Regions from separate parts of the Homo sapiens genome. Here region 2 is linked to region 1. A link is an interaction called in ENCODE POLR2A ChIA-PET data of the cell type or tissue named here. Cell type or tissue: Panc1. All regions are shown on one strand. Links, peaks and the distances in the headings refer to the core of each region. The heading gives the core; the rest is flanking DNA. Region 1 overlaps TIMD4 (T cell immunoglobulin and mucin domain containing 4). Region 2 has its middle 15 kb from the start of PPP1R2B.

The links. Peaks named below come from ENCODE experiments on the same cell type or tissue, not always from the same donor. Only the 100,000 strongest peaks of a DNase experiment are listed, where the experiment ranks them.
Region 2: POLR2A ChIA-PET joins it to region 1 with 10 read pairs; 3 of 35 experiments call an interaction of 5 or more read pairs at or near these places.

Annotation. Positions count from the first base shown.
Region 1 is chr5:156,959,587-156,962,505 of GRCh38, forward strand. The region is part of intron 1 of TIMD4 (T cell immunoglobulin and mucin domain containing 4); the gene reads right to left. Among named protein-coding and RNA genes, the nearest start is that of TIMD4, 2.2 kb to the right of the region's middle. In Panc1, for the core only: no CTCF peak of the experiment used is centred there; no DNase peak of the experiment used is centred there.
Region 2 is chr5:156,863,523-156,866,441 of GRCh38, forward strand. No RefSeq gene overlaps it. Among named protein-coding and RNA genes, the nearest start is that of PPP1R2B, 15 kb to the left of the region's middle. In Panc1, for the core only: no CTCF peak of the experiment used is centred there; no DNase peak of the experiment used is centred there.

The sequences.
Region 1 (2,919 bases), core at 261-2,760:
TCCTTCCATAGCTGGTGAGCTTAAGCAAGGCTGGCCCTTCCCCAATCTGAGTCTCAAAATTGCCATCTACAGAGTGAAGGGCATCTTTTAAGAGTACATCCAGCTCTGATCCTTGGTGATTCTGAGCAGTCACTCTCTTTTAATTTGGTTATCTTAGAAAAGGCACATATAGGCCGGGTGTGGTGGCTCACACCTGTAATCCCAGCACTTTGGGAGGCTGATACAGGTGGATCACCTGAGGTCAGGAGTTCAAGACCAGCCTGGCCAAATATGGTGAAACCCTGTCTCTACTAAAAAATACAAAAAATTAGCCAGCTGTGGTGGCGGGCGCCTGCAATCTCAGCTACTTGGGAGGCTGGGGCAGGAGAATTGCTTGAGCCTGGGAGGCAGAAGTTGCAGTGAGCCGAGATTGCACCATTGCACTCCAGCCTGGGCATTGGAGTGAGACTCTGTCTCGAAAAAACCCAAAAATATTTTGAAAAACAAAAGAAAAAAGAAAAGGCACCTATGAAAAAAAAAACAAAATAAAACAAAAAACAGCTCACCAGGTGCTGCCTCCTTCAAGCAGGATTAGAAAATTCCCCTCAACCAGTGTCTTGCTAGTAGCAGGACATGTAGACATAGACCCCTGCAACTTTCAACCTAACAAAACCTTCCAAACTTCAAGTTTCCAGGATAAGACAAAGACAGTAAAAAAAAATTGATGAAAAGGCAGATGGTAGCTTTCTTACATCCAAACAAACCCATACCAAACCCAAAATATAAGTGTGAAAGTGACAGGGACTGCTTTCATTCTGTAGATTGTTTTTTTCTTCCCCCTTTTTTTTTTTTTTTTTTTCAGAAAGAGTCTCACTCTGTCACCCAGGCTGGAGTGCAGTGGTGCAATCTCGGCTCACTGCAACCTCTGCCTCTCTAGTTCAAGCGATTCTCCTGCCTCAGCCTCCTGAGTAGCTGGGATTACAGGCACATGTCACCACGCCTGGCTAATTTTTATATTTTTAGTAGAGACGGGGTTTCACCATGTTGGCCAGGCTGGTCACAAATTCCTGACCTCGGGTGATCCACCAACCTCGGCCTCCCAAAATGCCAGGATTATAGGCATGAGCCACCACCCCTGGCCTGTAGATTGTTTCTTCAGTGCCTATAATGTATCAAGGGTGGAACTAGGTGCTGGAATATAACAAGCCACAAAGCAGACCTGGGCTGCCCTCATGGGGCCTGCAGAGTACCTAGGAAGATAGTCAAATGAGTGAGCATTTGCTATAGAGTGACAAGTTTACAGATGCAGGAACTCCAAGGAGGATGCGAACTCATAGCAGAAACACCTGAACTATTCCAGAGGCTACAAGGTAGCCAGGAAAAGCCTGAATTAAGTAGGGACCTGAGGATGCATGGCACTACGGAGGAAAGAAAGGCAGAGAGAATAGTACAAGTTTGAGAGGTGATGAAACACATTTGTTTTCCTTCAAATATGGGTGTTTTCTCATGCACCATGTTGGAAAGGTTTCTGCACATACAAAGAGCCAAGAGGTAGAAGAAAAAATGTTTAACATTGCTAATCACTGGGGAAATGCAAATCCAAACCACAATGAGGTATCACTTCATTTCTGATAAAATGGCTACTATCAAAAAGACAAAAAGCAAGCATTGCTGGCGAGGACGCAAAGAAAGAGGAACTCTCGTACGCTGTTGGTGGGAATGTAAATTACTACAGCCATTATGGGAAACAGTATGGTGATTCCTTAAAAAACTAAAAATAGAATTACCATATGATCCAACAATCCCACTACTGGGGATATATCCCAAAGAAAGGAAATCAATTAAAGAGATATTTACTCTCCCATGTTTATTACAGCACTATGCACGATAGCCAAGATATAGAAGCAACCTACGTGTCCATCAATGGATGAATGGATAAAGAAAATGTGGTATATGGCCAGGTGCGGTGACTCACGCCTATAAGCCCAGCACTTTGGGAGGCCGAGGTGAGTGGATCGCCTGAGGTCAGGAGTTCAAGACCAGCCTGACCAATATGGTGAAACCCCGTCTCTACTAAAAATACAAAAATTAGCCAGGCATGGTGGCAGGCGCCCATAGTCCCAGCTACTTGGGAGGCTGAGGCAGGAGAATGGCGTGGACCCAGGAGGCAGAGCTTGCAGTGAGCCGAGATAGAGATAGTGCCACTGCAGTCCGGCCTAGGCAAAAGAGCGAGACTCCGTCTCAAAAAAAAAAAAAAAAAAAAAAAAAAAAGAAAGAAAAAAAAAAAGAAAATGTGGTATATAAACACAGTAGAATATTCAGCCATAAAAAAAGAATGAAACTCAGTCATTTGCAACAACATGGATGGAAACAGAGTTTATTAATATTGTGTTAAGTTAAGCTAGGCACAGAAAGACAAATATTGCATGTTCCCACTCATACATGAGAGCTAAAAAAGTTGATCTCATGAAAGTGGAGAATAGAATGATAGTCACTGGAGTCTACAAAGGATAGGGGAAAAGGGGTATGAAGAAAGGCAGGTTAATGGGTACAAAAATACAGTTAGTTAGAACATGAGGAAAAAGGGAAAAAATACAATTAAATAGAAGGAATAAGTCCTAGTGTTTGATAGCATAGTGGGGTGCCTATTGTTATTAATAATTTCTTGTGTATTTCAAAATAACTAGAAGAGAACATTTGAAATGTTCTCAGCACAAAGAAATTTAAATGTTTCAAGAAATGAATATCCCAACTACCCTGATTCGATCATTGTACATTGTATGTATATATCAAAATAACACATATGTAGCCCATAAATATGTATAGTTATTTTGTATCCATTTAAAAAAAAAATGGACTTTTGTAAAACTGCAAGGGCCATTCAATATTATCTTGTCCTAGAAGCACAGATTGTGACAACTGGTCATTTAAAAAGCCAGG
Region 2 (2,919 bases), core at 139-2,638, 96 kb before region 1:
GGAGAAAACATGAACAGCTGAAGGTTCAGAAAAATAGAGATTTAGGATTTTGTAATGAAGTCCCTCATATACTAAGAAAAACATGTCAGTGTGTGCATGCATCATTTTGGACACATACTCATAAAGCAGAGTTGTCCCTTGCTTGCTTTATAGCTCCTGGTAGGGGTCATGGCCCTTTGAGCCTTCTAGTCCAGCATCCCCTCCATCCTGGAAATAATATTTCTCAGATACAAATACCCATCTGAGCAGAGCTAACCTTCTCAGCACTCAATGTCTGGGTCATACTTTCCTAGAACAAAGGAAAACAAAACAAAACAAAAAAGATAATCTAGTATTTTGGTTCCAAATGGAGCAATTTCAAGCCTCATTTCATTTCAGCAACTTCTTAGTTGCACACTAGTAAACAGTGAAGAGAAGAAGATAGCAATGTGTATTTGCTCATTTAACAAGTGGTTCAGGCTGGGCACGGTGGCTCACACCTACAATGCCAGCACTTTGGGAGGCTGAAGCAGGCAGATTGCTTGAGCTCGGAAGCTCGAGACTAGCCTGGGAAACACGGCGAAACCCTGTCTCTACAAAATACACAAAAATTAGCCAGGCATGGTGGCACACGCCTGTGGTCCCAGCTACTTGGGGGGCTGGGGTGGGAAGATCGTTTGAACGCAGGAGGCAGAGGTTGCAGTGAGCTGAGATCATGCCACTGCTCTCCAGTCTGGGTGACAGAGCAAAACACTGGCTGAAAAAATAGAAAAATAAAACAAGTAGTTGAATGTCTCTATGTCAGGCCATACTTCCGGTGCTTAGCTCATGGAACTCATGGGAAAGGTCAGAGTATGTCTATGTCAGAAAGTAATGTGCTCTCTGAAAAGAGGAACATGAGCTGAAAGTACATTTTAGGAAGGGTGGTCAGAGAAGGGCTCTCTGATAGGAAATATTTGGGCAGAAGTCTGAAGGATATGAAGAAACAGCTATTTTAGAAAAGAGAATTATAGGCAGAGATAAACTGTATGTGCAAAGGCCCTGAGGCATGACAATGCTAACAAAGCAGTCTGTAAGAACAGAAGATAGAGTTATACGGACAGTGAAAGTCGGCCTTGATCTGTGTGAGCAAAGCACACTGTGAATGATGAAGAACTGCCCCGAGTCTCTAACACTTCACCCATCATCATAAATCCCTTCACTGCCTAGGCACCCCTTCATTTTTCATCAAAGCTCCAAGGTAATTTATTTTTAGAAAATAGTTACTGGCTATTTGGAAGTAAAATGTTCGTTGTTCCCATTCTACCCAACCCCACTTCATCTTCCAGGTCACACATTAAATCTCTCGTATAAGCATATTACTCCCTGATGTGACACATAAGGACCACAGGCTGACAAAAAAAAGTATCAAATGTTCCTCTTGCCTTTTATTTGGTTTAAACTATCAACAAAATTTGGAATGTACATTCAGCATTAGGATTAACCGGTACATGTAATTTTCTAACCGACTTTGCAGGAAAAGACAGATCCGTGAAACAGAGGTCAAGAGAGGCTCACACACAAATAATTTCTTACCAAGGTGACATTTAAAAGCAGTAGAAAAATGTCAGTTGTCCAACAAATGATGATGGGATAACTGGCCAGACACTGGGGGAGGAAATAAATATGTATCATCCCTATTTATACCAAAATAAATTTCAGTGGATCAGAAGGTTAAAAAAAAATGTAAAAGTCAAAGAAAATATTACAACTAAAAAAAAAAATATTTGGAGTGGGGACAGCTAAAGCAAGATACGTAAACCAAAAGCCTCAAAGGAAAAGATTAATGACTGTGACCACAGAAAAACTTCAAAGCCATAAAACAGTAAAAAGACAATTATGGTAGAAAAAATGCAACATAATACAACAGGTAAATTCCTCAATTCATAAAAAGTTCTGACAAGTTAGTTTCAGAGGACAAGTTCTATCCCATTCCCAGGCAACTTGGGGGTTGTTGTTGTTGTTGTTGTTGTTGTTGTTGTTGTTGTTGTTGTTTGAGACAGGGTCTTACTCTGGTCCCCAGGCTGGCAGGCAGTGGCATAATCATAGTTCACTGCAGCCTCAAACTCTTAGGGTCAGGTGATCTTCCTACCTCAGCCTCCCAAGCAGCTAGGACTAAATGAACCACCACACCCAGCTCATTTCTTGTAAAGACAGGGTTTCTCCTTACCTCAGGTTGGTTTGAACTCTTGGTCTCAAGCATTTTTTTTTTTTTTTTTACCTCAGCCTCCCAAACTGCTGGGATTATAGGCATAAGCCACTGTGCTCAGCCTGGATAGCTTTTAGCAAGAAAAAAATGCAAATGGCTTTTAAATGTATGTGTAGATGCACATTCAAAATTAAGGAAATGTAACTTAAAAGTAGCAATAACATTTTATCCTATTAACAAATAATAAATAATTTGAAAACAAGGTGTTGGTGAGGATATAGGAAACAGGCTTCCCTATGCAATTCTTGGTAGAAATGTAAACTAATTGGTATATTTATGAAGGATAATGTGACTACATCCATATCAATTAAATATTCACATGCCCTTTAACTTAGCAATTATATTTCAAGCAATTTATCCCGATACGTTTTCATACATGTATAAAGAGGATTATCTAAGGCTGCAGTATAATTTTTAATGATAAAAATTTAGAAACAACTTAAACATTCATTGATGAAGAATGAGTTAACTAAAGGACAGCACAGTCATACTTATTGTAATACTGTGTAGCCATTAAAAAGATTCAGGCTGATTTATATGAGCTGATAAGAAAGGACTTCTAAGATATAATGTTAAGTAATAAAAGCAGGACAGAGGCATTATAGATATTATATGTATATACCTATACACACAAGAAAAATAGACTGGCTAGGACTAACCCTGAAAAATATCTGTCATACCTACTGTGGCCC